2 separate regions of the Homo sapiens genome follow, and region 2 is linked to region 1. Evidence: chromatin loops called from intact Hi-C (ENCODE). Cell type or tissue: mammary epithelial cell. All regions are shown on one strand. Links, peaks and the distances in the headings refer to the core of each region. The heading gives the core; the rest is flanking DNA.

Region 1 (16,024 bases), core at 4,845-12,844:
TTCTTGTGCTGTCTCGCTGTCACTCTCGCCCCCACCCTGTGGAAGAGGCAGGTGGCTTGTCCCCAGTCACTTTCTTCCTTGGAAAAGGGAGACAGAGGGCCATCTCCAGCAGGGCCATGGAAATCCCAGAAAGTCACTGAGCTGCTCAACAAAAGGCCCTAAACACCCCACCCCACAGCACCAGGCAGTGCACACTGGCCAAGACTCCGTGGTAAATATTGCTGGCCTTTATGTTGAGAGGGGGAAAAAAAAGCCTGCCTGTGAAGATCATTGCCCAGTGGCCATGCTCCTGTGAAAACACAATTGGAAAGCCATTTCCTAAGGGGCGAGGGTGGGTCTGGGACCATGCTGTGGCTTGGGTGATTGGTGGTTGCAGGAGTGAGGGTGCTGCCCTGGGAAGGCGCTGAGGCCCTGTTGGGTGGGAATCGACGGCTGCGGCTTTCTCCCGGAGGAGGGAGAGCGGTGTTGTTACCTAGTGTTGGGAACACATCCGTCCAGCACCGTGAACTGCAAACAAGCAGAGTAACCCTAGTGTCCTTCAGATACTGTTGCTGAGCAGTCACCTAGTCAATGAGATGATCTGTTTGGACGGCAAGTGCATCTGTAATGCCGCCCTCTTGCTCAGTGCCTGGAAGAGGCATTGGTGACTCCCCGCTAATGCTAGGGGTAGCTACCGTGCAGGAGCAGTCAGGCTCTTGCAGGGCCAATGTGGTTTCATCAATTTTCTCCTGCATTTACCCAGCCCCTCCGAATTCTGAGAAGTGCGTCCAAGATCTCTTGGACTCCTTGACTCAGTTCACCCTTGTTCTTGTGGGCAGAAAACAATTCCCAGTGTGCCATGCACAGCCAGTCAGAAGGGAAGCCCTGGAGCAGGGCCCTGGGAGAAGTTCTGTGGGGCTGGATGCTAATTATTCAGTTACTGGATTGTGGGGAAATTCCAGGGGAGGTCCCAGAGGAGAGACCGTGCTAAAGCTAATTACTAAGCAGTACAAAAATAATCTCTCTCTCTCTCTTTCTCTCTCTCTCTCTCTCTCTCTCTCTCTCTCTCTATATATATATATATATATATATATATATATATATATATGTAATTTTTTTTTTGAGACAGTCTCACTCTGCCGCCCAGGCTGGACTGCAGTGACACAATCTCGGCTGACTGCAACCACTGCCTCCAGGGTTCAAGCGATTCTCTTGCCTCAGCCTCCCAAGTAGCTGGGATTACAGGTACCCACCACTACGCCTGTCTAATTTTTGTATTTTTAGTAGAAATGGGGTTTCACCATGTTGGTCGGGCTGATCTCAAACTCCTGACCTCAGGTGATCCGCCTGTCTTGGCCTCCCACAGTGCTGGCATTACAGGTGTGAGCCACTGTGCTGGGCCAAAAATAATCTAAATTTCAACAATCAGCATGACCATGCCTGTGCGTATGACCCTAATTATCAGTCTGACTGATTCTTCCTTCCAAAATGATGGCAGAGGATCACCTCTTTGGATATTTACAGCTCTGAGCAAAGCAAAAAGCATGTAGGTGCCATTGTCTGAATGCAAAACCAGCCATGCCAGGTTTTCGGTGTTGTTTCTGAGGAGGGAGCGCCTCTCTGGAGGACGGTGTTTCCAGAACAGTGCCTCCGTTGTTCATTCCCGTGCATCAGGAAGTTTGGCTCTGCTGAGTGTTGAAAGCAAAACTCTCCTGTTTATTTGTCTCTGTATACTAACAGACTTAAACAGCAGACAGCACTGGAATGTCCAGTTACTGCATCCAGATGTGTTTGTTTCACTCTTAACATTGTGGAAAAGAATGCAGAAGGCAGATCCAAAGCTTCAATCAGATTTCTGAAGCTTAAGTGATTCCCAGCCTTGGTCCCTTAATGTGAGAGCAACAGCGTATAGTGTCTTCCGCTCTCTGGGACAAACCCAAGTTTGAGGCATAGTCCCTGCTGTCCAAAAGCTCCTAGGTCTAAGTAGGAAGACAAAACCAGCACCTGTGAAACAATTAGAGCGCAATTAAGTGCGAAAGTATGTGGCAGCATCTGCTAGCTCAAAGAAGACAGCTAGTGCAGACTGACTGGGAAAGGAAGAGAGAGCTTCACAGAGCCAGCTGGTGTTCAGCTTGACTTAAGAATGACCATCAAGGGCTTGGCCAGGCCTAGGAAAGGAAGCATGAGGATATATGAAGCTCAGAATAATGAAAGGCACTTGCTGCCCAGAGCCAATTCAAATTCCTGCCTTCCGGGAATTCTGGCTGTGGGTCCTGCCACTCTCTTCCTCACCCAGCCATGATGCCCTTCTTATAGCATTCTAACCATGCCTTTTTTTTTTTTTTTGAGACAGAGTCTCACTCTGTCACCTAGGCTGGAGTGCATTTGTGTGATCTTGGCTCACTGCAACCTCTGCCTCCTGGGTTTAAGTAATTCTCCTGCCTCAGCCTCCCAAGTAGCTGAGACTACAGTCACGTACCACCATGCTCAGCTAATTTTTGTATTTTTAGCAGAGATGGGATTTCACCATGTTGGCCAGGCTGGTCTCGAACTCCTGACCTCAGGTGATCCACCTGCCTTGGCCTCCCAAAGTGCTAGGATTACAGGCGTGAGCCACCACACCCAGCCTGACCATGCGTTTTTTGTGTGCCTCCTTTACTTTATGCCTACTCTCCTATGCTCAAAATGCTCTGCTGACCAATCCCCTACATTTTTTAAGAAGCAGCTCAAATGGCACCTTCTCCAGTGAAGACTTCCCTGGCAGGCCCCTACCCGAGTGTTTGAGCAGAGTTGGAGGGTTTCTCCTTTGTTCTCCATTGGTCCTTGCATAGACCTCTGTTGAAGCTCCGTATTGTCCATAGGAGTTAAGGGATCTTTGACTCACTCACTGAAGCAGAGCTGTGTCTCACTTACATAGGGCTCCCCTGAGCCGAATTTGGTGTCTGGCACATAAGAGGCGTTTGATAAATGATTCTTGATTGAAATTCAAGCCCTTATAGGTAACAGTGAAGTGCCCCACCAACTTGGAGTAGAAGGCACAGGTTATGTGTTACAAGGAGTCTCAGATTGGATAAATTAGATGGAGCCAATTCCTAGAGGCCTTGAGGAGTCTGAGTGTAATGCAGTGGTGGTGCTCAAAACTCAGAGCACCCCCTATTGCCTTCACTATAGAATTCTAGAGTCTTCTTGATCTGCCCCCAGCATATCCTCTTTAGCCTCATCTTCCACCAGCTCCCACCTTGAGCCCACAAATCTACCTTCTGAGCCACTGCAGCCCCAGGTAGCTCCCCAGGCCTAGGCTCTCTCTTCTCCTTTGTCCATGCTGTTTGGCAGCCTTGGCCAGGAATGCCTACTGCTCTCCCTAGCTAATTCCTGATCATTAATACTCCAGATCTGAATCCCCTATGTGCAGAGGCCCCTCAGGCTGGGTTTTCAAATTCTCCTCTGTGCTCCATAGCACCCTGCACAGCCTCTAACAGCATTTATCACACCCTCTTATGGCTGCTGGTTACTTGGCCATCTCCCTGCTGGGATGGCTCCCTGAAGGCAGTGATTGAGTTAATCCTTGATGTATCCCCCATCAGCTAACATTGTTCCTAGGAGATGGTGTCCAATAAGCATTGGATGGTAGGCTGAACCAGAGTGATAAAAATATCAAACGAAGGACAAATCTAGAGACATCTGGAAGGGGAAAACTAGAATTTGGTGATGAGTTATATAAAGAGAGTGTATTAGTCTGTTATCACACTGCTAATAAAGATATACCTGAGTCTGAGTAATTTATAAAGGAAAGAAGTTTAATTGACTCACAGTTCCACATGGTTGGGGAGGCCTCACAATCATTGTGGAAGGCAAGGGGGAGCAAAGTCACATCTTACATGGCGGCAGCCAAGAGAGCATGTGCAGGGGAACTCCCATTTATAAAACCATTAAATCTCGTGAGACTTATTCCTTATCACAAGAACAGCACGCAGAAGACCTGCCCCCAGGATTCAGTTACCTCCCACTGGGTTCCTCCCTCAACACGTGGGGATTATGGGAGCTACAATTCAAGATGAGATTTGGGTGGGGACACAGCCAAACCATATCAAAGAGTAAGGGACAAGGTTTTTTCAAACCTATGAGGCAGGTGGAGATGGTGTGCTGCAGGTGTAGGATTCCCTGGCCTGGGGAGAAGTCCACTTATATGTCTCTGAGTACTACGCAAAAATTTTTTTGTTTCCTGGAGGATTTTCAAAATTCAAAATATCAAGTCACTTTGAGACATATTGAGTCTGATGTTAAAAAGGAAATGTTCTAGAGTCAACTGAAACACACACTTTAAGTACAAGTGAGGTCAGGCCTAGAGAAAGATTTTGGGAGCATAGTGGCAACAGTTTAACTTGTGAAAGCAAATGTGGTCACTGATGGAAGAAGCCTGAAGCAGAGAACAAGGTCTTGGGGAAACCTAGAAGCCATGGGGGTGGGAAAAAGAAAAGTATCTGTTGGAAAATAGAATGATAGAAAGATAGGGAAAAAACTAAGGAAGCCAAAGGAAGAGATATTTCAAGAAGAAATAGGTGGCCAAAGCTGCCCAATGCTAAACAAAACAAAACAAAACAAAACAAAACCCACAAGGAGATTCATAGAAGAAAGAGGCTGGGTACAGTAGTTCATGCCTGTAATACCTTGGGAGGCCAAGGTAGGAGGATTGTTTGAAACCAATAGTTCAAGACCAGTCTGGGCAACATAGTGAGACCCCTCCACCCCCACCCCCACACACAAAAATTATCTGGGCATGGTGGCACATGCCTATAGCCCCAGCTACTCCAGAAGCTGAGGTGGGATGATCACTTGAACCCCGGAGTTCAAGGCTGCAGTGAGCTCTGATCGCACCACTTCACTCCAGTCTGGGTGATACAGTGAGACCTGGTCTCAAAAAAAAAAAAAAAAAAAAAAAAAATTTAAAAAGCCAGACCTGAGGAGGTTAAAGAGAGGCTAGTTACTGAGTTACTGGGCAATGGAAACATTGGGTGGGGTTTTTAGACTTTTTGTCTGAGGAATTTGGCCATAAAAGAAAGAAGGAAGGAGGGGTCTGCTCAAGAGAAGACTTTCTGTTTGTTTTATGGTAAGAGAGATCTGCCTCCCTTTGACCACACTAGGGAAGGAGCTCATTTATGCTAAAGGAATATGGATAAATATTCATATTGTTCACTTGGTTATATTTCATTTAAACCTTCCTCTCCTCCTTTCCTGTCCTCTGCAAGTGCCCCATAGAACTTTCCTTCTGGGGAATTGCCAAAGTCATGGTATTGCTAAATCCAGTGACAGGGTGTTGCAACACAGAAATCATTGGTTCTCACTTCACTGGCCTGTAATGAGACTCCCTCAAATGCTTCCAAACAACTTTCCTTCCTAATAGTGCTAGTCAGGCATTTTCTCTTTTACTGTGCACAAATTAATAACACAGTAAAAGCAGCAATAATAGCAAATGCATAGATAGCAGTTACTCTGAGCTACAGACTATTGTGAGTACCTTTGAGGGGTAAGTGGTGAACCAGTATTCAAGCTTAGCATATTTGTCTTCAGGGTCCATGTACTTAAACCACTATGCTAAATTCAAGATAAGTAAGTTTGTATTTTACCATAGATTGATGTTCATGTTCCTGACACTACTACAAGATTCATACTCCTGATGCTACTGACAACGTGGCTTCTCCACAGTCACCAAACCAGGTATCTCTCTGGACCCAGGTTCACTGTGGGTTGGACTAGCTTTAATAGTCAATAAGGCCAGGGACAATGGCACACGCCTGTAATTCCAGCACTTTGGGATGCTGAGGCGGGCACATCTCTTGATCCCAGGAGTTCGAGACCAGCCTGGGCAACATGGCGAGACCCACTTCTACAAAAAATAGAAAGATTAGCTGGGCATGGTAGCATGTGCCTGTAGCCCCAGCTACTTGGGAAGCTGAGGTGGGAGGATCACCTGAGCCGGGGGAGTTCAAGGTTGTGCCATGATCATGTCACTGCACTCTAGCCTGGGTGACAGAGTGAGACTCTGTCTCAAAAAAAAAAATTTAAAAAACAGTCAATAAATAATTTGATAGTCAACAAGCAATCTGCCACATGCAAAGTATTGCAAGGGACCAAAAAATATAAGCTATATGTCCCATCTCATTTACTCTTCATAACCATCCCATTTTACAGTCAGGGAAACTGTCTGGATTTGAACTCAGAAGACCATGATAAAGGCAAAATCAGAAGTCACTTTTAGTCCTGAGTTTCTGGGGTCTGAGATTCCTCCTCATCTTGGTCAGAGATATAACTGGGTTCAGATAGCTTCAAGACTACCTTTTCTTTTATTTCCCAACCTGTGAACCAAAAGGGTAGTGAGTGTGAATCTCTAGCATGCACAGATGTGCAAGAAATACTGCCTCTCCTCTATTTTCTAGATATTAATATTAGTTTAGAGCCTTCATCTCATCTGGCCAGCAACCATAGAAATCACCCCAGGTTGTGTCACTGTGTCACAATTTCAGATCTCTTATGCATTGCCAAGATCCCAGGGGCTCGGGTGCAGGTATCTCCTGCTCCCCCATCTGGTCCACTCGGGTTACCACTGAAGGCACTCTTGTGCCTGTCTTGCCTAGCAAGTCCTCACTGCTTCCAGACCACATAGCTAACTCACTGGGGTCCTGCCAGAGTCCTGTCTTCCTGGTGCTGACAGACCCCTTTTCCCTTCCTGTCTTCCTGTTTCTAGAAGCATGTCTCTCTGCTTTACCCATCAGCACACCCCACCCCTCTTCCCCCAACTTGGCAAAGACTTTGTGTCCCCAACCTAAGGCCCTGTTTGGAAAATCAAAGCCAGAAGAACTTGCAGGCTATTCCTGGTAGGGTTCTGACATATACCTGCCCTGGACCAATGACTAGGGAGCTGGCTACAGAGGTGGAGGTGAGCCTAGGAAAGCAGAAATACAAGGAGAGGGGGAAAAAAAAGTCAAATCTCAAAATATCTAGCCGCAGACATAAGCTCCTCTGAGGGTAATTTCTTGAGGGGGGAAAAAGTTGCTATTTAAAGCTAGGATATATGTGGTTCCATTTTTTTCATCGGTACATTAATAACATCATTTTCCACTATGTATCTTCAAGATCCGGTGTAACAGCCTTGCAAATTTGCCAGAATGAAGAAGGAATGTTCTGCTTCAGGGAGGATTGGCCCTGGTCTATGATTGCTGTCATGATGATACTCAGCAAGTTTCCTTAGATAACTTCAGAGTTAACAAGGATTTAAAAATGCTTCCATTTCAAACTCACCGTTATACATATGCAGAAACTGAGGACAATGAAAGTTAGAGTTGTCTAGGATACCCAGACTGTGGCTGAAGGAGGACTAGAACCGATATTTATCCTCTCCCAGCCCAGCATTTTTGCCATGGTCTCATGTATCTCGAAAGTAACCACCACTAGCAAGTTGGAGCCAAATCAACTAGCTGACTCCCTGCCCTGACTCAGAATGGAGCATAGCCACCCTGGGCAGCCTGCCCAGGCAGATTCCACATGCAGTAAACCTCCTTCGGGTCCCAGGACACTGGGCACAGGGTGGGGACCTGTGCTTCCAGCAGGGGTGCGCTCCCCAGCCTCACCTGTCCCTGCTTACAGTCCCTCAGGCAACACCAGTGAAATCATCTTCCTCTCAGGGCATCCTCATCCTGGCCTGAGTGCCCCCCACCTTTCCTTCTCAACCTCTTCAGGGCTTACCTTGCATCAGGGGGTGTCTCCAGCAGCTGCAGGGTGCATTGGATTTTATCTGCCTGGGAAGCTTTCTCTTGATTCCTTTGCTAGCCCAGCACAGACTACACATCCCTCTCAGAACAGTTCTCAAGTGTTTGATACTCTCTCTTCACATTCCCATTTCGTATCTAACTGATCAGGTTAATAGGGTTCCTAGTTGCCGGTCACCACCCCCACCCCAGCTGTTTCCAATTTACATCACACTCCAAATGATTTTTGCAGCGCTTAGCAGATTGTCTGTGTCATTACTTTCAGGGATGCTATACTGGACTTCCCTACTCTCATCTGCTCCAGCCCCCTGACCTTATAGTTGCCCAGCTTTCCTGGCAATTGACTTTGCCCATCAATACACAGGATTTAGCATCCAGGGAAGATGTCGGAGCCTCAGATGTTAATTTTCTAATTGAGAATGTTGGCGCTGTCCGAACCTGGAGACAGGTAGGGATGTTCACTTTCTGGGCGAGCCACCTTTTCCCGACGATTTTAAATGTTGTGCTAGTTGTTCGTTTTTAATAATCACTAAAAATTATTTCTTTCAATCAGATGCTTTAAAATTGTGTGCTAAAGAGTTATAATGTGCAAACAACGGGGAAGCCATTCTGTACCTAAACCATGTGTTTTCAACATAACTTTTCAGAGTATCAGCGCCTTTGCTTGCTGCTGTTTTTGCTGTTTTTTGATGCTGGGAACCACCACCTAAAGATAGTAAAGAAAACACAGGAAGCTTTCCGGTAACTCATGCTAAAGAAACACAAAATCACCCCAGTGCCTTGAGAAATTTCCTTTCCCTCTCTAACTTTCCCCTTCAGTGTTCTAAAGGGAAGGCGTTTCTGGTAAGGTGTAGTTGCGTAAATGATGGCTGCCTACTTCAGCAAGCAAGAACTGTTGGAGTATTAAGCATGGGTAACTGGATATTCTGGTTTGGGCACTGGAGGATCCCTGGAAGCCGGAAGCAGGCTGTTGCTGCCGGGGTAGGGGCGGCGGGGGTGGGAGGTAGAAACTTATTGCTGTGATTTTATAGGCAGTAAACTGATGCTTAGAGAGGTTCAGCACTCGCCCAAGCTCACACACCTACTAAACTGTGGAGCTAGGATTTGAATCCAGCTACAAATTTAGTTGTCATTGAAATGTCTAAATGCACTCTACTGCGCAAGCGATAGGAACTTCCCAGCGGAGCTCAGCTCAGGGACGCTTGCAGCTCCCCGCGCCCCGCTCGACTCTCCGGCCGCGGCTCCGCGGGCTCCTCCCCCTCGGTCCCTGCCCCTTTTGCGCCCTCTGCTGGTCTCTAGGGAAAGCGCATCTCCTGAAATCAGAAGTCGCACCCAAGCTGTCCCGTTTCCTTAGCTCCTAGTAAAGCGATATGACCCATCCATCCCCTCCTCCTCAAAGCCTCACATGAATCTTCTTTGAGGTACTCTCTGATGCTTCACTCTTCAGCGCTGAGAAAAATGGGGAGGAAGGGGAAGTGAATGTATTAGTATAGCCCCTTCTCAAAACCAATCGTGCAGCATCTTAGCCATGCCTTATCCTGGAAGAACGAGGCAGCTCACGTGGGCATGGGGGTAATGAGCAGGGAGGCAATTACAGACTCTTAGGTTCTCACCGCTAACAGTGTGGTCAGTGGACCAGCAGCAGCATCACGTGGGAGCCCGTTAGAAATGCAGACTCTCAGGTCCTTCAGCCACAGCCCTGATGAATCAGAATCACCGTTTCAAGGAGGTCTCAGGCGGGCCGTTTCAGGTTCCGAGCTCGCTTTGAGGCTCTGTGGATGTTTTGCAGCATATTCAATTTTGTTTTGTTCAAAGGTCACAGTGACAACTAAGTTTGCAGCGGGATTCAAATCCGAGCTCCACAGTGTAATAAATGTGAGATCTTAGACAAGTGCTTAACCTCTCTGAGTTAATCATCTATCAAATAATGAAAAGCACTATAAGCCAACTCTTCAACTTTCAGGACATTGTTCACCCGAAACCCGAAATCCAATAACTGTGCACTGTCTTCTAACACAGCCATAATTTACCTAGATGTACCGCTTAGAAATGTCTCACTCTCATAGTGACCTTAGTTCTATCTGTCCCTAGAGAGCCGCAAGACCATTTTGTCTGGAAGTTCTCTGCTCACTGGACAATAGGGACAGTGGAATTGTCCTCATCCTTGTGCTTGAGTCTTTGGAAACCAAATGACCCCAGAAATGTCATGAAAGAGATTTTTAGGTCCCAGAGGAACTGAATGGCTTAGACACCCACCTTCTGAACAAGAGGCTGGGCCAGAGATTTCTCAAGGTCCCAACTTCAACCTTGGTGTTCTGTCCGCCTTGATTTACAAAATGGTCTTGATCTTTTCCAATTAAAATTCCATTTAGTAGAGATACACAGAAAGTTTGCAATTCTTCCACAAGAAAACTGCTGTATGGCATAGAAAAATATCTACATAATATTTTTTGTTTCTTCTTCTTAATTAGCTTTCCTATTTTCCCTTAGGAAAACAAAAAGTCCTTTCTCCTGATTCACCAAAAAATAAAATACTGACTACCATCACTGTGATGAGATTCCTATAGTCTCAGGAACTGAAGTCTTTAAACAACCAGGGACCCTCTGCCCCTAGAATAAGAACATACTAGAAGTCCCTTCTGCTAGGACAACGAGGTAAGTGCTTCTGGTAAAAATGTGTCATAGTGTGTCTGTGTCTGTGTGTGTATGATACGTATATAAATATATGCATATTTGTACATATATATATACATATGTACAAATATACATACATATAAGGTCTCTCTGTCGCCCAGGCTGAAATAAAGCAGTGTGATCATAGCTCACTGCAGCCTCAAACTCTTAGGCTTAATGATCCTCCTGCCTCAGCCTCCCAAATAGCTCAGACTACAGGTGCACACCAGCATGCCTGGCTAATTTTTCTGTTTTTTGTAGAGACAAGGTCTCACTATGTGGCCCAGGGTGGTATAGAACTCCTGGGCTCAAGCAGTCCTCCCATCTTGGCCTCCCAAAGTGCTGGGATTACAGGCATGAGCCACCATGCCCAGTCCTGTCTTCAAAATATTAATGGAGAAAAATATTGCTGGGGTACTTAAGTTGTGCCAGGTACTACAGGGGGATCCTGCATGAATGAAACTGAGTGCCTGCCCCTCAAGACTTACAATCTAGTGGAGAAGGCATAATATAATAAAAATGCCATGATGGAAATGTACCCAGAATACCAGGGGACGGAGATAAAGAGTGCATATAGGCCAGGCATGGTGGCTCATGCCTGGAATCCCAACACTTTGGGAGGCCGAGGCAGGTGGATCGCTGGATCCCAGGAGTTCGAGACCAGTCTGGGCAACATGGTGGAACCCTGTCTCTACAAAACAAAAACAACAACAACAACAACAAAAATTAGCTGGGCATGGTGGTACAAGCCTGTAGTCCCAACTACTTGGGAAGCTGAGATGGGAGCATCACTTGAGCCCAGGAGATTGTGGCTGCAGTAAGCCCTGATTGCACCACTGCACTCTAGCCTGGGTAACAGAGCGAGATCTTGCCGCAAAACAAAAAAACAAAAACAAACTAGTGCACATAGAAGTGTGAGAAGTGCATGTAGAATTCTCATGGCAGAGGTGGCTTCTGAGGTGGCCTTTGACGGGGGAGTTGGAATGGGATGAGCAGATGAGACATTCACGAGCATTCCAAGCCCCAGGACCAGCCTAAGCTGAGAGAATGGGGATGAGGGCAGACTCTGAGAATGGCAAGTTAGATCTCGAGCACAAGGCAGTGATGGGATGCCAGTGTAGATACAGCCAGGAAGGCAGGGTGGCTGGAGTTTCCTGCTCTGTGAAATGAAAGGGTTCAAGCCCTGAGGGCCTCTCTAGTCAACCATTCCAGAATTCACTTAGAGTCTGTGGTGGGGACCCTGAGGTCATCCTGAAGAGTTTGAGTGATATGAGCATGAGGAGTCAGTGAAGACTTCTAATCAGAGTCATGCCCTAGGAAGCCCCCTCAGATAGTAAGTGAGGGGTGTGTGTGTCAGGGTCAGGCTTACTATGGGAGACTAGCAAGGTGGTGTCTCCCATATCTAGAGGGGAGGCAGTGGAGCCTTGCAGCCAAGCAGTGGCTGCAGAATTGGAAGAAGGGGAATGGATGCTGGAGGCATCCTGACGTGAAATTCACAGAACTGGCCACCAACAGCATTGATGCCCTGCTTAAAGCTTCTTCCAGCTGGGAATTAAGGAAACCAGAATGACCTCACCCTCCTGGTTAGATTTTAAGGATATATACACTAAAGACAGAAATAAGGATCCATGAGCAAAGATGAATATCAGGCAGTGTCTGACCAGTGAGAAAGGTCTCAGAATGGCTATAGCCCTAAATGCTCTGAATTTGGGGGAAATGCTACAAAGATGCAAAATGATTTTTCAAGCTCTGTTCAGATAAGGAAGAAGGAAGCAACAAGCTCACTCTCAGAAGCAGATGGTGCAATGGTATAATACTAGCAGATAACCACTCCCTGGCAGGAGAGAAGTGATGGCCCAGGTAGGAGAGAAAGAAGCAAGCAAGTGACGTGGGGCTGTTCTGAATCTGCCCAAGTCCTTCTCAGACCGGCCCATCCAAGGAACCCAGAGAACTGGCAGAGGAGCCCTCTGCACCTGGCAGCCTTTTCTGCAGGGCCACGAAGAGGGAGGGAGGCACCAGGCAGGATGTGAGCAAATTCATTCATTCAGCAGATATTTGCCAACATAATACATTCTAGGTGCTGGCAACACAGTGAGTCAAAGAGAACCAAACAATACCTGGCCTCTGGAACAAAATTCTGATTCACAAAAAGGGACACAGGTGGGCTTTTAAACCACAAACCAGCGAGCTTGACAACAACTGTGGACAAATTTCTAGAAGAGGTTTAGTAGGTGGTCTGCAGCTCTGTGGAACGGTGCGGGGATCCCTGTATGTCAGCTTGTGTTTCTGAATGGCCAGTCACAGAGAACTCAGCTTGTTTCCATCCTGACAGGGTTACCCTTTTCTAGCAACTCTAGGAATTTGGCAGGGCATTTGATAGTCTCTCAGGGTACGCCCCAGCCCCCACCCATTGCTAATGGAATAAAGACTGCACATAAAAGTGCACATAAAAGGGAAATTTAGGCTACACTTAATAGACGTGCTTTGTATTATGGAATCATAAAGACCTAGAGAGGCAAACAGACCCTAATGAGACCACCGGGCATCAGTAAATAAATCAACCGTTCTGCAGTGCACAGAAACCTCGTGTGCTGATTCTCTGAGTCCTCTTTAGAGAACAGTAGTTAGTTGTCAGACGTTTAGCCCGCTGTGTTAATCCCTGATGCTAATGACTGTTGCTGCTCAGGCGTGTGATGGCTCTGAGGAGAAACCTGGGTAGGAGCTCGCTTTCCATTTTGCCCGCATGAACGGACTGCCTGTTCCTGGCCGTGGAGTGCATTTTGCACTCACGTTTGCACGAGTGAGCTGCCCTCCCTCCCTGACCTTGTTGGCCTGAGTGTGACTGCCTGGGGCCCAGTCACACCTCCCTGACCCCAGTTTCCTCTCCCAGTGGCGCTGCTGGGTGCTGTTCCCCGGGACTGCGGCAGAGCCCTCCTCGCGGGCCTGACACGGTGTCCGGCCGCACGGATGACCGGTAGAGGGCAGCAGCGCGCTCCGGGTCGGTCGGGAGCAGGGCCTTCCTAGTCCAGAAACCGCGGCAGGTCCGCTGCTGAGGGCCAGGGCCTGGTGGGCTAGGGGCAAGAGCAACGTGGTGAACCGGTGGGCTCACTCTGCAGGAAGAAGAGAAAGAGGAGACGTGGAGAAGTCGTGCTGACCACATGGCGTATCGGACACTGCACATTTATGTGGGCCCCAATGTGCCTGGCGCATGGTTTCTGCGACAGGAGCCCAGCCGTCAGGTGTAGACGTGCAGGAGGCTGGCAGATGGGCTAGAAAAGCAAGGAGGCTCAGCACTTGGAGGTGTCGAAAGAGGGTTTGAAGAGAAAGCCCGGAGTGCCTGGAATGGTGGGGAGGCATGAAGAGGCTGACACCATGAAAGGCAAGGACAGTTCAAGGGCACTTTCAAGGCCTTCAGGGAATGGTGCAGAGAAGTGAGCGCGCGCAACAGCTGGAGAGGGCGGTTGTGAGGAAGGTCGGAGAGAAGGCCCTCCTGTCACTGGCAGAGGGTCTTGACTGCAAGTTGTCCAGGTTCTTGGCGTTTTGAACAAAGAATTGGACAAAATACCCAGCAAAGCAAAAAGCAACCAATCGGAGGCTAGGAAGAAGCTACAGTTATATTCCTATGCAAATGAAGACTCGACAGGCCATCAGTCTGATGGGTTGTGGACAGCAGTCATTCAGAGGCTGGAGTGAACTTACAAAGTTGCAAATGAAGACTCACCTGCAGTCAGTCTGATTGGTTGCGGACAGCCAATTTCCCATCTGCCACACAGAAAAGGACAAAGGGAGTAGCGTCTGGTCCTTTTGTTACTTATGCATGGAAAGTTAGGATTTTCCTTTCAATTTAGTTCTGGGAAGTCGGTGTGAAACAGACTTAGGTTCCCTGCCTCCAGACCCTATTCTACTGCCTCACTCCCACATTGTTCCATTGTCAGGAATAAACGACTCTGGGGGTAAGGTGGACCTCCAGATGACGACGAAGGTAGAAGGGGAGGAGAGGCTGAGAGGCTAACCTGCCACTGGGACCCAGGGCCAAGGCCCTTTGTGATTGAGGGGAAGTGACCACAGATCAGCAGATGATGACTGAGAGATGGGCTGGAGCAGGACCGTGGTCCGGTCCTGAACAACACATGCAGCCATGCCCAGAGATGCTAGGCTTAGAGGCTAACATGCAGTAGACAGCTGCGTGGCCTTAAGTTACTTAACATCTCCGGGCTTCAGTTTCCTCATCCGTAAAATGGTACCTACAGTAATGGTACCCAGTAATAGTACCTACAAAAGACTGGGAGGATGAGGGAAGGGAGGGAGCTCCCAGCTGTGTGGGGAGGAGCATACGGGCGAGGGTAACCCCCCATATGGTATTATAGGGATTTGCGTCTATTTCTGTCCTCCCTCCAGACTCTAGCCTCATGGTTCTCAGACATGGGTATGCATCAGAATGACCCAGATGCATTAAAAACACTGCCAGGTCCCAGCCCCAGAGCTTCTGATTCAGCGGGGCTGGGGTAAGGCCCAGTAATTTGCATTGCTCGCTAAGCCCAGGTGCTGCTGCTGCTGCTTGTTCCCGGACTGCACTGTGGGCACCACTGCTCTGGAGTCTGCAGAGCTCCAGCAGGGACTCCTGTTGAGGAGAGACGGGCATATAGTGGGAGCCCAGGCCTAGGACGAGTAACTCTAGGACAAACAAAAATTCCAGATACAGTGCAAGAAGAGGTAGTGATGAATGAAAAAGCGATCACTCCAGCAGAGCTTTCAAGTCATGGTGGTTTATGAAGGGAGTTAGAATTGCACCTGGGGAGCAAGTGCTGAGGTTAATGGCAGTGCAATTCCCCGTCTGTTTTATTGGAACTGTTGTCAGAGGCAGAATGCTGGGCTGGAGGGACTGTGGCCCTAGCAATGTTTTGGACTTGACAATGCCCATTTGTTGGGCATGGTTCCGGTGGGATGCTGTATTATGCAGCTAGAGAATGTATTTGTCCTGGAAGAGTTCACTTTGTTCACTGCCCTCGAGCCTTTATCCAAGGCTAAACCCACATGCTGTACCTACTTTTGGAATTGGTCCAGGAATTTTATACCTGTGTGAATTTGGAGAAACTCTCTCAGACACCCATTTGGAAATGCATTAGTGTTTTTCTCAGTGAGTCCTCCATGCTTGCTGTTCCAATGGCCCTCCAGGTTTGGGCCCAGCACCTGCCAGGAGAAGCATTCCCTCTATAGCTTCCACCTGACCACAGCCAGCCCAAGCCCTGCTCAGAACCCCAGGCCTGCCAGCGAGCCTGTGACTGGAATTATCTATTAGGGATCAAGCATTAACTTGACACAGGAGCAGCCCTGGCTCAGCTGGAGGCATCCGCATGCTGTGGTGCCCCAGGAACAGAGGCACCCCTGAAATGCAAGCTGTGTGTTTGCTGCAGAGACACCATGGCCCATAACTCCCCAAGCATAAGTGAGCAGCTCTGCTGTCCAGGCAATGAAGTCAAGAAAGGGAACCAACCCAGCTAATGGCTGGGATTAAAGCTAAATGAATTCAGCTCAAATGAAAGGGATACTGACCCTTCTCCCTCTGGCCTCATTAACTTAATTAACAGTGCTTGGCAGGAGTATTGAAG
Region 2 (16,024 bases), core at 4,477-12,476, 300 kb before region 1:
CTAGGCCCAGAGGAAAAACCAAAGGGATGTAAGAATTAACCAGTTTGTGTTTAAAAGGATCCTGGCAGATACAAAAGGCTAAATAGCAATTAATTGGTCAAATTAATATATGGTAAACCTGCAAACCTTAAGTTGTCCTCTCCCTACCAGAGGCTCCTTCAGAAAGAAAGCCAGGGCAGGTCTGAGGCAGTAGGGGAGGGGTGGGAAGAGAGTGGAGGGAGGCTGCCTGGCTGAAATCTTGGAGGAAGCCATCCCCAGAGCGTGTGGGACAGAAGAGTGGGCAAGTTATGGAGGCCCTTGAGTCCCTCGGTTGTCAGTTGCTGGTTTTGCACACTGCGTCAGCTTCTCCCGTGTGCCTCTCTGGCTGGTGAGCCTTCATTCCCCCCTGACTGGCTGCCCTGTCCCTCTCTTATTAAAGGATGCCTTGGGCACAGGCTGTTATCCTCATTTGGAAGGGTTTGGAAATTATACATGAGAGTAAGAAAATTCTGCTGTGGCTTTTTATGGTAGGCATCACTCTTAGCAAGCATGAGAACCTAGTTCTGTCCTTTGTAGAGGTTGTAGTGGTTATTATTACTATTATTACTACAATAAACTCAGTGACACACTGACAGTATGTGCGTGATATAATAAAAAAAAATATGACTTTGTTCTTTGTCTCTGGTTCCTGGCACCAGAGCTCTTAAATCCCTTGGGATTTTCTGCATGATAACAGTGTCTTTTTTGTTCTAATGAGACCGCTGTTTTTGGGTCCCTTGATAGCTTCAGGCTGGGGGCTCGTCACCAGAAAGACCAAGCCATTGTTAGAGGGTGGGAACTCTCAGCCACAACCCCAGCCTCCTGGGAAGGGGTGGGTTGGGAGATTGAGCTTATCATCAATGGCCAGTGATTTCATCCATCATGCCTATGTGATGAAACCTCCATTAAAAACCCCTAAATGATAGGGCTACGAGAGCTTCCAGGTTGGTAAACATACTGAGGTGCTGGGAGAGTGGAGCACCAGAGTGGGCATGGAAGCACAATGCACCCCTATCCCCATCTCTTGCCCTACACATCTCCTCCAGTTGGCTGTTCCTGAGTTACATCCTTTATAATGTAAATAAAATGTTTCCCTGAGTTTTGTGAGCCATTTTAGCAAATTATTGGACCTGAGGGGGAGTCATGGGAACCCCCAACTTTATAGCCAGCTTGTCAAGAGTATGGGAGGCCCAGGACTTGTGACTGTCTGAAGTTGAAGGGCGGTCTTGTGGGACTGAGCCCTAGAACCTATGGGGTCTGCGCTAACTCCAGGTGGTTAGAGTCAGAATTGAATTGAAATGTAGGACACCCAGTTAGTGTCTGGAGAGTTACAGAATTAGTTGGTAAAATCCCAACCATTTGGTGTCAGGAGGGGTGTCGTAAAAACAGTTCATAGGGTAGGACACAGCTCAAAACCTACAGCCAGATTCAGTCTCTGCTCAATCCCCACATGTAGGGATCCCCACTTTTGTCCCTTGACTTTCAGAACCATTTAAATGAGCAGTGGTCAGTTTGAGTAGAATTCATTGCTATTGGTAACTGAGTCATGGACATTTTCACAAGGATCTTTATCAGGCTTTTTAGACATGACTTCTTGCAAATCGTCCTTGGGGTAGCCATGAGAATGTGCCACTTGGGTCTTCCACTGCATGGAGCGAGGCTGACTGGTGCTGCAGATGCGCCCATCGCTGTACTGGCACCGAGGCCAGGCATCCCCCAGGCTGGTCCCAGTCAATGACTGAGCAAGGTGGAGGTGCTAAAGCAGATCCATTCCTGCAGGACGGGGGCCTCCTTTGAGGAGCCACTTTGATTTGGGAGATCCCTCATGGGCCTCGTCAAATCTTTCTTGGAACAGCACTACTGCAACTCTTCCAGCCCAATCAATCATCCTGCCTTCTCTCTCTCCTCCACAGGGCCCAGGCCAGCATCACAGTCTGAAGCCTTTCCTCCCTTCTCCTGCTTTTTCCTCTTTATCCTTCTGACATTTCCCCCAGTAAATCTCTTGCCATCTGCTTCCCAGAGGACCTGGACTAACACAGTCCCGAACAATTCTTTGATAGGAAGACCCATCGTTATGACAGAGGCAAGGGCTGTGTGACCTCCAGGCCATTTCCACCTTCCTCCTTGACCTCAAGACTCTTCTCAATTTGCGCTAGGGGACAAGCACATCTTTGTGCCAGTTGGGTTAGATAAGATTTTCCCTCTTGGCAAAAGTTCCCGCTTGGTGTGTGCTTATCTTTCCGATTGCTCCTGGCTGCTTTTGCTCTGAAACAGACACCAGCCTAGATCAAAGATGAAAATATCTAGAGCTGGCAGCCTAAAGCAGCTACCATACAAATCAGGATCTCAACCCCCTTCATTGTTTTAAATAGGAAAATGAATCTTCTGGTCCCTCAAATTACACCTGGTCATGTAGAGATAACAATGAATTATGTGCATTAGAGAAGCAATCCTTTAAGGAAGGCATGCATGTTTCACGGTATTTAAGTCCAGATTTGAATGTCAAAGGGATTGTATGTGTGGCATTTTACTGTAAATAATATGACAGATTCTTTTTCATCACCTCTAAAATACCAAAGAGAGGAAAACAAATAATATGGCTGTTTGGCCAGGTTGCTTCACCGTATCCCTTAAGTCCCTACGTGATGAGAAAATTGTGAAGGGAATGAGCTGGGGATACCAACATAGGCAGAAAGCACCAATCAATTCTGAATGTACTTCCCTGTGGCACATTTACACGAAAAGGGCACCAAAACGCCCACAAGAGCACCTGCCTCTCTGAGATTAGCAGGCCAGCCCTCAAAATTATCCTGCTCATAGAATCAACAAGGTTAGAGGTATAGAGAGGACTTGTTTGTGAGCTGGGCCTGTGCTCAGCACATCTAACCTTCTCTTGGGCCTTGCTGCCCTTAGAGACGAGGTCGCCGTGGCGGGAGCCCCAGGGTCCTACCTGGGTTGGTTCACCTCTCCCACAGACCTGAGCAGATTCCCAGCCTTGTCTCTCTGTGGTTCCCTCCAACCTAGCCCCTGTGTTTTGGTGGCCATTTAGGGTCCAATCCTGCCCTTGCCTTCACTTTGTACCCATGCATGTCTTTCTTTATCCCCCATGGTCTTCGCTGCTGCGGTTTCTAATATGTTTCTAATATGCTGTTTCTATTCTGTGTGTCTACATCATTAACACATGCTCTGTGTCGTTTAATAGGTTCTATTAGGCCAGGAGTGGTGGCCTACACCTGTAGTCCCAGCTTTTGGGGAGGCTGAGGTAGGAGGATCCCTTGAGCCCAGGAGTTTGAGGCTGCAGTGAGCCATGATAGCACCACTGAACTCCAGCCTGGGCGACAGAGCAAGACCTTGTCTCTAAAAAAATTTTTTTTAATTAATTAATTTTTTAAAATTCTATTACTACCCCAACTTTACAGATGAGTAAACTGAGACCCACAGAGATGATGTCCATTCTTCAGCCTGACTTTATAACCTGACATTTTTTCTATGTTTTCAAGGGCGTAGAGTACATTTTTACCTTAATATGCCCACCCTTACCTCTAATGTATCATGTCCAAACCTCACATAATCATTTCATCCTAAAATACATTATCTTCCCATCCCTGTCCCACCTCCTCACCATCTATCTGTCTGTCTATCTATCTATCTATCTGTCTGTCTATCTATCTATCTATCTATCTATCTATACATTTTATATACATTTTGTGATATGCATTTTATGTGTATATCTCTATATAAAATAGAGATGGGATCTCACTCTGTTGATCAAGCTGGCCTTGAACTCCTGGCATCAAGTGATCCTCCCATCTCTGCCTCCCAAAGTGCTGGGATTACAAGCCTGAGCCACTGCGCCCGGCCCCTGCCATCTATTTTTATTTACACTCTTTCTTCCTTCCTAATTACATTATTTCTAATAGTGCAGCTCCAATTTTTCCAGCTCCCAAAGACAGAAATCTAAATTTTCTCTCTTCATCATCACAAAGTCCTGTCATTAAAATGTCCTTCCTTCAAACGGTCATTCTTCTGTGGGTTGGAAGAAAAAGCATTACTTTAAGAGGCTGGCATAGAACTCTTCTCAGGGAGAGAACAGTATTGTTTAGAAGTTAAATTTAAGGGTATGTCTGGGCTACTCTGGGCACACTGCCTATAGGGTAACCCTGCTCCACAAGAAGCAGAAAAAATAAATAAATAAAATAAATACATTAATTAAAATTATTATTATTTTTTTTTTTTTTAAAAAAAGGGTGTTTCTGGTTGGAAAACAAGGCCCTCCGGGTATGGCTGGAGTAGGCTGGGGAGTGAAAGTCCTGAGAGGTCAGACAGCTGAAAGGAAGGGGCCTTGTTCCCCAGTAGCCACTTCCCTTATTCCTCTATTAAAAAAAAAAAAAAAAGGAAAAGAAATTCCTAAATTTGACAGGGCACAGGACTTCCCAGAAGAAAGATAGCAAATCCTAGTCCCGTTTGCAACTAAAGATGAACTTTTGCCCCGGTTCTAGCCAGTGGTAGACATGCGGAAGTGGCCAAGGCAACTTCTGGATATGTTCCACTTGAGTCAGAGAGAAGAAACCAGCTCCCAGAAATGAGACAGGCCAGGTGCGGTGGCTCACGCCTGTAATCCCAGCACTTTGGGAAGCCAAGGTGGGCAGATCACTTGAGGTCAGAAGTTTGAGAGCAGCCTGGGCAACATGATGAAACCCCGTCTCTACCAAAAAATACAAAAAAACTTAGCTGAGTGTGGTGGTGTGCACCTGTGATCCCAGCTACTTGGGAGGCTGAGGTAGGAGAATCACTTGAACCCAGGAGGTGGAGGTTGCAGTGAACCAAGATTGTGCCACTGCACTCCAGCCTGGGTGACAGAATGAGACTCTATCACAAACAAACAAACAAGAAGTGCGACAGAGTGACAGCATGAGTTCAAACAAACAGCATGAGAAATGGCTGTGCAAGCATAAGCCTTTGCAATCATAGAGATGACAATGCAGGGAGGCCATAGGTCTTCCTGGGGGATATAGGAGGGTTGAATGTATTTTTACTAAATCCCAAATGTGACTCCACTGCACGTTTGCATTAGATTTAGATTTCTCCAGTTTCCATTCCCGTAACTACCACTTCATGTCTAGATTAAGACAGTTTCCAAGCCTGTCTTTCTGTCTATTGTCTTTCTCTGCTGCAGTCCCTCTTGTATAAAGGCCAGATTTGCCTTTCTACAACACTAATGCAATCACAAACACGAATTCATCTGCTCAGGAGTCTAAATCCTTCCCGTTGCCTACAGGGCAAAATCCAGTCTTTATACTTGAAACCCCACTTTCCTTGCCAAGTCCTCCCCGTACCCCACAATCTAACCACCTCCCTTAATACAACCTCCTTTCTTCCAGCTATTCAGGCCAAAAATGCTGGAGTCTTCCTTGAGTGCTTTCTTTCTCTTACATCCCAGCCTGTATCCTAGGCAACTGTCAACCTGTTCAGACCACCTTAAAAATATGCTCAGCCTCCCCTACTTTTCACCTTCATAGCCACCCTGCTGGTCCTGCCATCATGTTCATTTACCTGGGTACTTAGATTCTCTCCTGACCTGGCTTCCTGCTGCCTCCCTAGTGGCAGCCCAGTAGCCAGAGAGAGGCTGCTAAAGCTCTCTTCATGTCACTCAGAGTAAAAAAAAGTCCTCTCTTTTTATTTTATTATTATTATTATTATTTGAGATGGAGTCTCATTCTGTCACCCGGGCTGGAGTGCAGTGGTGTGATCTTGGCTCCCTGCAACCTCTGCCTCCCAGGTACAAGTGATTCTTCTGCCTCAGCCTCCCAAGTAGCTGGGATTACAGGCCTGAGCCACCACGCCCGGCCAATTTTTGGATTTTTATTAGAGACAGGGTTTCACCAACTGGCCAGACTGGTCTTGAACTTCTGACCTTATGTGAGCTGCCCCCCTCAGCCTCCCAAAGTGCTGAGATTATAGGTGTGAGCCACAGCACCCAGCCAGAAAGTCCTTTCAATGGCCTATCAGGCCATATACAATGTCTCCCCATTACCTCATCAACTTGGTCAACCAGGCTCTTCTTGCTTGTTTCACTCCAGTGCTCCTGAAGATATGCAGATTTAGCTCCTACCTCAGGGCCTTTGCCCTTGCTAGTTCATCTGCCTGGATCATTCCTCCTTCGGGTCTTCAGATAGCACAATCTATCAACTCCTTCAAACCTTTGCTCAAATGCCACTTTCTCAGTTAGCCTGAGAAATATAACCATTATATTTCTCATGTAACCATAAATATTTCTATACATATAACCATCATATTTACATTTTGGTACTTTTCATCCTCTCCAGGTTGCCCTTTCATCTTCCTTGCTTTTTTTCTCTTCCATAGCACTTATCAGGTTCTGAAAAATGTACAGTTTACTTATTATTTTATTTGTTACATTTCTCTGCCCGCCAGAATGTATGCTCCATTATATTTTGGTATAGTGGACAGAGAGGTTTGTCCATCTTGTCTTTTGCTGTGTTCTCAGGCCCCAGCTCAGTGCCTGCACATAGTAGGTGCTCACTCATATTAGCCAGAGCTCTCCAGAGAAACACAGCCAATAGGATATGTATAGCTATCTATAAGAGTGGACACATTATGGGAATTGGCTCACATGATTATGGAAGTCAAATGCCATTTGCAAACTGAAGGCCCAGGAAAACCGGTGGTGTAATTCAGTCTGAGGCCAAAGGCCTGAGAACCAGGGAAGGGAAGGGGTGTGGATGGGGTTGCTGGCATAAATCCTGGAGTCCAAATGCCCCAGAACCAGGAGCTCTGATGTCTGGTGGCAGGAGAAGGTGGATGTCCCAGCTTAAGGACAGGGAGACACAATTTGCCCTTCCTCCACTATTTGCTCTATTCAGGCCCTCAATGGATGAGATGGTACCCATTCACATTGGTGAGGGCAATCTCCTTTACAGGGCCCACTGGTTCAAATGCTAAACTCTCCAAGAAAGACCTAGAAATAATGTCTATCATCTCTCTGGGCATTCCTTAGGCCAGTCAAGTTGACACATAAAATTAACCCTTCTATCACTCTTAGCTGCTGAATGGACTTTATTCACCTCCTCTCATCACCCCATCCCCTCTGGCCCAGTGTGTCACCCTCAGCTGGCCCCACCTAGCCTGCGTAGGTCTGCGTCAGTTCCTCACCCTGCTGGGGTCCTCCTTCCTTCCCTTAGCATTCATGCCTCCTCCATGCCTCCCTCTCAGCCCATTTCATTCCACACTGACTTCTCCCTCCTTTGGGTTCCTTTGCACTTGTAATATTTTGGACAAACATGGTGACTTGGCTTGATCCCATCACATGGGGCAGAAACTAGCCAAGTGTAGAATTTCTCAGAGATGAATTGCTTCTAATTTTTTTCCCCTAAAACTTGTGATTCAAGCAAAAAGAGAGGAAGAGGAAAATGGCATGTGGCCATTGCAAAGAGATGACAGCTCAGATAGACAAACACAAAGGCCATTCTCTGTAACACAGAGGACAAGGGTGTGAAGTTTGCAAGATCCAGCTCCAGGAAAACAAGTGGCAATCATGCCTGCTGAAGCCACAACACACGGTTGTTTGGAGAGGCCCAGAGCCAGCACACTGGGAAGTCTTGAAGGAAAGAGGGAAAGTGGCCCAAGCTGGCAACTGGTGGGGGCACTGGCATCTTGACTTTCCAGGGCCAAGTTATAAGCTGTCACTGAGATGTTCTCCCAGTCCTCAGAGTTTATATACAGTGTCCATACTTGGTGTTTGCACTAAGGATTATGGAGTGTCACTTGCGGATGAAATTTATTCACATAAGAATATGTTAGAGCATTTGGAAGGAATGCCATGTTTGGAAGAACAGTGCCTAGTTAACCTGCAAAAATATTCCAGGGGAGCCCTATCCCATAGAAAGGAAGTCCCTCTCAGGGGTGGATGGCAGCCCATAAGTTATGCACAAAGAGTCCACATACCAGAGCATTGATTTTTTTTTCCTCATTGTTTCACATATATTAGTCATTTCAAGGAAGTTAATAAATCTGTGAAGGGCCAGGATCGTGTCATGCTATACATGTTATACTTTCTCCTCCAAAATGCTTAGTTCTGAGCACATGCTAGGTTCTGGATAATTTTTGGATTGATGAAGTATAAATTAAAGGCAAATGTCTTCCTATTTCTATGTGAGGGCTTAATAAGTACAGATCTAATACCTAGCTGTTTTCTGAGAATCCAGCATTGGCACTATTTTATATTACCCTGTCCACATTTAAAAGGTGCCCCATGTAAAGTGAGAAAATAGATTCTGAAAAGGATTGAGGCAGCCTGGGAATTATTCCAAGAGAGACTGTTAATCAACTCATGGCACAGAATCAGAGAAGGATATTTTGGGCTGCAGAGGGCAAGCTCATGCAAAGCACAGTCACAGCCCTGGCAATTTCAGGCCCATTTGGATGAGTCAAGAGCGGGCTATGACAAGCCATTTCCAGAATGGTCTGTCCACCCACCTACCACCAGAATGCACCAGAGGCCTTGGCACCACCAGCTACCCTCTCTCAGCCCATTTCTGCTTACAGAGAGGTGTCCTTTGGAGAAAGACCAACTCTGTCCCACTTTCTGGGATCCATCATCTCTGGGACAGTGGCATTTACAGCTGTTCTCCTCCCTCCCTCCCAGCAAAGGCCCAGAGTAAATCACGTCTCCCAGGGACTGTTTGTAGCACTTGCTGGTATGAGCTGTGGGGCTCTGCAAGGACCCCTTTTTCCCATCAGCCTGCCGTCCAATCTTGGAGTAATATAAGGGGGTCCAGCTATTGGGGGTCATTGGGAGGATATAAATGGGCATTTGAAAACTCACTTTAAGCACCTCTCAGGACTGCTGAGAACCTTCTCTGCTTCCAACCAATCATGTCCATTCCAGAGGTTTGCATAAAACATTTCATCCCAGGACCAAGCAAATGCATTGTATTAGGTGATCTCCAATATCCCTTAATATCCCTTCCAGCTCCTGGAAGCTATGGTTCTAAATTCAGGGCTTAACTAGCAGATGATGAAGGCTCTTCACTTATTTTCCTTTGCTGCCTGCATTTGGTATTTCACCTTGTTCCTTATCTCTTCTGCCTTATGGAACTAAGGGTAAGGAGAAACTCAAATCCATCATTTTTGCAGTTTGTTGGCAGCTCTAATTCACCAGTTTTGTAATTTGTTTGCACCTGCTAGAAAAAGGTTTGTTGGGGAGGGGTGATGGAACTTGCTATGGTTTGAATGTATCTCCCAATGTTCATGTGTTGGGAACTTAATCCTCAATACAACAGTGTTGGGAGGTGGGGCTTAATAAGAGATGATTAGGTCATAAGGGCTATGCCCTCATGAATGGATGAATGTTGTTATTGATGGAGTGGGTTAGTTATCAAGAGACTGGGCTTATTATAAGAGCAAGTTCAGCCCCCTCCTGCTCCCTTGCTCTCACACTGTCTTGCCCTTTCACCTTCTGCCATGGGATGATGAAACACAAAGGTCCTCACGGGATGCTGTCACATGCTCTTGGACTTCCCAGCCTCCAGAATCATAAGCCAAATCAACTTCTATTGCTTATAAATTACCCAGTCTCTGGTATTCTGTTACAGCAACACAAAACAGCTAAGACACAACCATAGCCTGGTAGGGGAGACAACAATGCAATGGAATAAATACAGGTAAAGTTTCTTGGAAGCATAGACAGAAATTGACAAATTGCTCAGGAAAGGGAGAGAATACTTTGAAAAGTAATGTGCTGGCATTGGCTTCGGGTCTTAAGGAAAGCTTAGGAGTTGCCCAGGCCTTTAACTTTCCATCTGCCAAGAAACCACTGTTCCATCTGCCAAGCAACACTCCCTTCAGCAGTTCCTGTGGCTGGGTCTTCTCATCCTTTAAACTCGCATTTCACCTGTCACTTCCTCAAACCCAAGTGTCCGTTGACAGACACCTGGATGTTTTAAAATGTGGTATAAACATACAATGGAATATTATTCTGCCTTAAAAAGGAAGGGAATTCTGACGCATGCTACAACATGGATGAACATTGAGGACGTTATGCTAAGTGAAGGAAGCCAGTGACAAAAAGACAAATACTTTATAATTCCACTTATATGAGATACCTAAAGAAGTCAAATTCATAGAGAAAAAGAGTAAAATTGTGGTTTCAGGGTCTGGAAGGAAGGGGAAATGGGGAGTTAATGTTTATTGATTTACAGTTATTGATTTTCGGTTTGGGATGATGAAAAAGTTCTGGAAATGAATGGTGGCGATGGTTGCTCAATAATGTGAAGGTACTTAATGCCACTGAACTGTACGCTTAAAAATGGTTATAGTGATACATTTTATGTTATGTATACTTTGCAACAATAAAGAAAGTTTAATTATAGCAGAAAAATACAAATTACCATCTCAGAGAGGCTTTCCCTGGCCACCTAATTTAAAGAATTCACCCCACCCCAGTTCCTTATTTACTCTTTCTTTGTTCTATTTATTTCCTTCCTGTCATTCACCGCAATCTTGTACTTGTTTCTTGATAAGCTTCATAAAGACAGTGACCTTGTCTGTTTTGTTCGTTACTGCATCATTCTTACCTGTGCTTGGCGGACAGTAGGTGCTTAAGAAGTGTTTATTGAAGGAAAGATTGAAAATTCTATAAAATGCAAAGTGCAATAGATATGTCAAAATTGTTATTCATCGCACATGGCCTTTCTCTATCTGGAAGGATTCCATGTAGTGAGAATAGTTCAAGACCAAGGAAATCCAAATGCAGATCACCTTGTTGCTAAAGGCAGCAACAATTTGACTTGGAGTACCTTTTGAGATTGACTAATAAAAGGCTGAAGCTAAGCCAAGAAGTGGATTGATGAAGCTTCAACAGGTCATGTCTCCCTGAGGCTGCTTTTGGCTGCAAGAACAGAAACTTTAGCTCAGAGTGGTTTGGACAAGAAACAGTGTATTTTCTCACATTAAAAAAAAAAAAGCCTTGAGGTAGGGCTTCAGGGATTAGCTAACTCAGTGTCCTAGTAAGCCAGCAAGGCTCCAGTTTCTTTTCATTCTTCTGCTCTGCTCTCTTCCTCAAGTGAGCTTTATTCTTAGGTCAAGATGACTGCCTTAGTTCCATGTGTCACACCCGGACACAAAGACACACTATTTCTGCAGAAGAAGAGAAACTGTCTTTCCTTGTGTCTTTTTTCTGGGCAAGTGAAGGGATCTTTCACAGAAGCCTCACAGATTTCCCATGATGTGTCCTTGGCCAGAGATGCAAGCCATGGTCATGCCTAAATCAGTCACAGGCAAGGGGAATAGGACCACTATGATTGGCTTAGACTCGTATTGGCCTTTGGGATTGGGGATGTGCCCTCCCCAAAGGACATGGCAAGCTGAGGAGGGGAGATAAATTTTATCCTTGGATAAACTTTGGCCCCTTAGGAAGAAGGGAATACCTGTTGAAAAGGCAGACAGTAGCATCTATAGCAGGGTGAAATCGGGGGTTTGGATCCATGCCACAATATCCACCCTGCCATGGAAGCATGGATCATTCGAGGTGGGACTGACTGTGGAGAACTATAGCAGACCTCAGACCCCTGCTTTTTGCCCACCACTCACCTTAGCTTATCTTGCCTGGGGTCAGACTGGCTGCAAAGGGTGGAATAAAGTGATATATCCCTAGGAACTTGCTATTAAGCCATGAAAGGACAGGGAGGACACTTAAATGCATATTACTACGTAAAAGAAGCTAATCTGAAAAGGCTACATACTGCATGATTTCAACTCTATGACATTCTGGAAAAGGCAAATTGATCTGATTGATCAGCTTTCAAAAAGATCAGCAGTTGCCAGGGGTTGGAAGGCAGAGGAGGGAGTGGTGCAGAAGAGGCAGGAAATTCAGCAGGCCTTGGAGGCCGTGATGATGGGACATCATGGAGGGCTTTAAGCAGGAGCACGACATGACCTAACCTCTGCTGTCAAAGGATCACTCACACTGCTGTGAGGAGGATGTGCTATGGAGCGGGAAGGTGGGTGGCAGGAGTGGAGGCAGGCAGGGTTGAAAGACCACTGGAATCAACTAGCTCAGAGACAGCACGGGCTTGGTTTAGGGTTTCAGCTGTGGAGATGGAGAGAGGTATTTGGACGAAAGGCCCGCTTTGGAAATAGAGCCCAAAAGCCTTGCCAAACAGACTAAGTGTGCATGAAGGAGGAAAGAGGCAAATCAAGGATGACTTGTAGGTTTTTGGCCCAAGCAATGATGATGTCACTAACTGGGTGGGAAATATCGGGAAAAGGAAGGACCTATTTCAGTGAGGAGGGAAAAATCAAGGCTTATGTTTTGGACATGTGAAGTCATCTGGGTGGATCAGCCCTCTAAGTGGAGATGTGAGGAGGTGCTTTTGTGGAGTCTGGAACACAGAGCTGTAGATCCGAATCTGAGCAGTTTATGGATGGGTTTTAAATCTGGAGGAAATCACTTAGGGAGAGATTGCAAAAGGAGAGGTGAACTTACTAGCTGTGTGAGTTGAGCATGTTATTTAGCTTCTCAAAATGAGCTTGATTTTGAACTTGTCTACAGCGAGTTTTTTACTACCTGTCTTGCAAAGTTTTTATAAGAATTAAATTAGGTAATGTGTGTGAAAGAAACTAGCACAAGGCTCAGCTCATCGTAGAGTCTAAGGAAATATTTTTAAAAACTCTAGTATCCTCCATCTCATTTCTTTTGGAAATAAAAGTATTCGTATGAGCCATTAAAATCAGATCTACACAAAGTGAGTGTCCAGGATTTGACCTTTTTGTTCTCTGATTCATCAACTTTCAAAATATTATTCTGGGTCAGTTTTGTAGCATGTGCTCTGAGGGATGGATAAGGAAGGATTTATATCACATTTCCCTGCTAAGAGAGCCCACATTTCCTTAGATAGATGTGCAGGCAGGTGGGGTGGGGTGGGGTGGTGGTGGAATGGGGCAGGCATGGTAAAGGAAGTAAAAGGAGAAAAATAGTATATTAGGCAGCATATAATGGAACAGGGATGAAAAAGCTCAAGATTTCAAACCTTATTCCTCAGGACAATGGTGTCATTGGGCCAGAAATAGAAACATCGGAAGTGGGGTTCATTTTGGAAGAAGAGAGAAATGACATGAGCTCAGTTTTGGCCAGGCTGAGTGTGAGCTCCAGGCAGAGCTGCCTAGAGGAAAGGTCAGGCCCACAGCTAAAAATAAGGAGTTTATGTAGCTCAAGAGAGAGGCTGGACCAAGAGCTAGAGATCTAAGGATCCCCTGATGGAGGAGATGTTTGGAGTCTTGAGATTGGATGAGGTCACTGATGAAAAGTCCATGAAGATAGCCTTTTCTAAGATGGCTCTTTCATTGCTATTTCATATTTCATGTGGTTATTTATACTTGGCTTCCCTGTTTAATGGTAAATTTAGTTGCTCCTTCACTCTCTCAAAGGAGGCTTGATAAATTGCTTTGCCTCTCTTAGCTTCAATACCCTCGACTCTAAAATGGGACTACTAACACCTGCATAGGATTAAATGAGATTTTCTATTAGGGTGGTTAGCACAGTGAAGGGCACACAATAAGTACTCAATGAATATTAAATATTGTCTTGATTTTATTTATTTGATTCACCAGTAACTAAGCAGGCTCAGAGAAATGCATGGACATGGAGCACTTGGCCCCTGATATGAAGTGGGAAAATGAGCCTGTCCTTCCTGGGACCCAGCCTCAGGAATCCCATGTTGCAGGGTCTTCCCACTGCCCATGCTCCCTCACTGGGATTGGAGGCTGTCTCCGCACCTCCCACCTTCAGGAGACACCCAAGCTGAACCAGACCATTGTCACTTGCTCTTCACTAGTCTGTGCTCCCAGAGAGGGGGTTGAATAAAAGTTTAATTAGATTTCTCAGAGTTTCCTAATGCCAGCAAGAGAGCCCTCAGGGTGTCTGATGAGTCAGTAGCTTCGGGCTACTTCTGAATTATTTTTAGGGCCATAACAAGTCAGCTCCTAAGGCTTGAGTCTCTGGCTCAGCCATCACTGAACAGGCTTAGAGACAGGAGCACATGGTCCTTGACTTTCTGATTTCTCCCTCTCAGCAGCCAAGAATATCCTATGGGACGACTGGGCAGGGGTGTATAGGGCATGTGTTCTCTTAGAAACGCAGCTGCTCCTCCCCACCATTCCCCATCATCACCAATTTTTTTCCTAAGCGATTTTGAAACAACCACAAAAGGTTTAGAACTGGCTCAAATTCAGATCACATGGTGATGTGGCTCACAAAGGTCTCAGAAGCCAGCTGTGTTCTCATGTCCAAGAAGAAGACCAGGCTTGGCCATTGCTTGAAAAGTAGCAAGCATTCCCAGCCCCCAACCCTGGCTTGGAAACATGTACACATGTCTTTAGATAACTCAAAGAATAGCCCAAATTATTTTTTAAAAAAATTTAGTTTTGACGTAATTTTTCAATTTAGAGAGAATTTACAAGAATAGTAGAAAACATTTTACTCTAATGCCTCAAATGTTAACATTTTACTACATTTGTCTTATCCTTTTCCTTCTTACCATATATATTGATTGTTGATGTAATAACTGATAAGATTGCTGCAATGTTATTTTCCAGTCTATAGACTTTATTCAAATTTCATCAATTTTTTCTGATAATTTCCTTTATAGCAAAAAAAAAAAACACCCAGGACTACGTATTCAATTGTTGCATCTCTTTAGTCTCCTTTAATATGGAACTGTTCTTGAGTCTCTCTTCATATTCATGATGTTGACTTTTCTTCATAGTACCAGACAGTTATTTTGTAGAATGTCCCTTAATTGGGGTTTTTCCAATGTTTCCTTGTGATTGCATTTGGGTTGCATGCTTTCAGTGGCAATGCTGTAGGAGTGGTGTTGGGTTCCTCTCGGTGCAGCTTATCAGGAGGCACCTGCTGAACCCTTGTCTCATTACTAGTAATGTGAACTTTGATCCTTTGGTTAAGGTATGAGGACTAAGCTCTGATTTTTTATCTTGCCCAAGTTCCTCTCTAAGGGGTCTGGGGAGTCATGCCCTGCAAACCATGGATTCTCATCAGATGGGTTTTATTTGACCCTGTATATTGTGACTTGCTTTTCAATCTGACTCTGGCATAACATTATGAGACAAGGAAGAAAATATTTCACTCCAAAATATATCTTCTTGCCATGACTTGAAATTGCCCTGCAAAACCTCTTGTGGGAAAAATCCACATTCTATAGGGAATCCCTTCTCCCCTTTGTTTTCCTTCCTTTCCTTCCTGATCCAGGAGATAATCAACTAAGAGCCAGGCACCCTTTTAGGTCTGAAAAGAAACATTTTACAACCTGCTCTCTCTTTGAAGTCTGCTGAGAGATTCCTCTGCACTGTAAAACTTGGTTGCCACAATCCTTTGTCTTAACCTGAACATTCCTTTCCATTAATCCCAGGTCTTCAGATAAACTCAACCAATTGTCATCCAGAAAACGTTTAAATTTACCAATAGCCTGGAAGCCTCTGCTTTGAGTTGTCCCGCTTTTCTGAACCAAGCCAATGTATTTCTTAAATGTATTTGATTGATGTCTCAGGCCTCCCTAAAGTATATAAAACCAAACTGTACCCTGACCACCTTGGGCACATGTTCTCAGGACCCCCTGAGGGCTGTGTCACAGGCCATGGTCACTCATATTTGGCTCAGAATAAATCTCTTCAAATATTTTACAGAGTTCGACTCTTTTCGTTGACAGGTAACATCAGCCAAGTTTCTCCATGGTAATATTACTTTCTAAAATAATAATGTTATTTTACTTTGTAAAGTTACTTTGTAATTAATAAGCATCTTGTGGGAAGGTACTTTGAGATTACAAATATGTTCCTTCAAATTTTACTCACTAGCTTTAGCATCCATTGATGGTTCTGGCCTGAATCTATAATAATGACGATGGTTGTCAAATGCTGGGTTTTGTTTTTCAATATTATTCCTTTTACATGTATTTGTTGACTTTCTACTGTA

Evidence for each region. Hi-C counts contacts between places; a loop is a spot of excess contacts. Peaks named below come from ENCODE experiments on the same cell type or tissue, not always from the same donor. Only the 100,000 strongest peaks of a DNase experiment are listed, where the experiment ranks them.
Region 2: it touches region 1 in a loop (6-fold over the local background); 7 of 110 quality-filtered maps call a loop at or near these places.

The regions. Positions count from the first base shown.
Region 1 is chr1:223,126,848-223,142,871 of GRCh38, reverse strand. It overlaps TLR5 (toll like receptor 5), which reads left to right. Exons shown (of 6, transcript NM_003268.6): 2 at 1,109-1,224; 3 at 5,609-5,694; 4 at 8,008-8,190; 5 at 10,233-10,397. Among named protein-coding and RNA genes, the nearest start is that of TLR5, 8.4 kb to the left of the region's middle. RefSeq lists enhancers at 13,134-13,323, 13,464-13,593. In mammary epithelial cell, for the core only: a CTCF peak has its summit at 9,028 (motif pointing left); DNase peaks (open chromatin) are centred at 5,281, 7,461, 8,661 and 8,941; H3K4me3 peaks cover 581 bases; H3K27ac peaks cover 654 bases.
Region 2 is chr1:223,422,018-223,438,041 of GRCh38, reverse strand. No RefSeq gene overlaps it. Among named protein-coding and RNA genes, the nearest start is that of CCDC185, 37 kb to the right of the region's middle. In mammary epithelial cell, for the core only: a CTCF peak has its summit at 8,494; a DNase peak (open chromatin) is centred at 8,461; H3K27ac peaks cover 387 bases.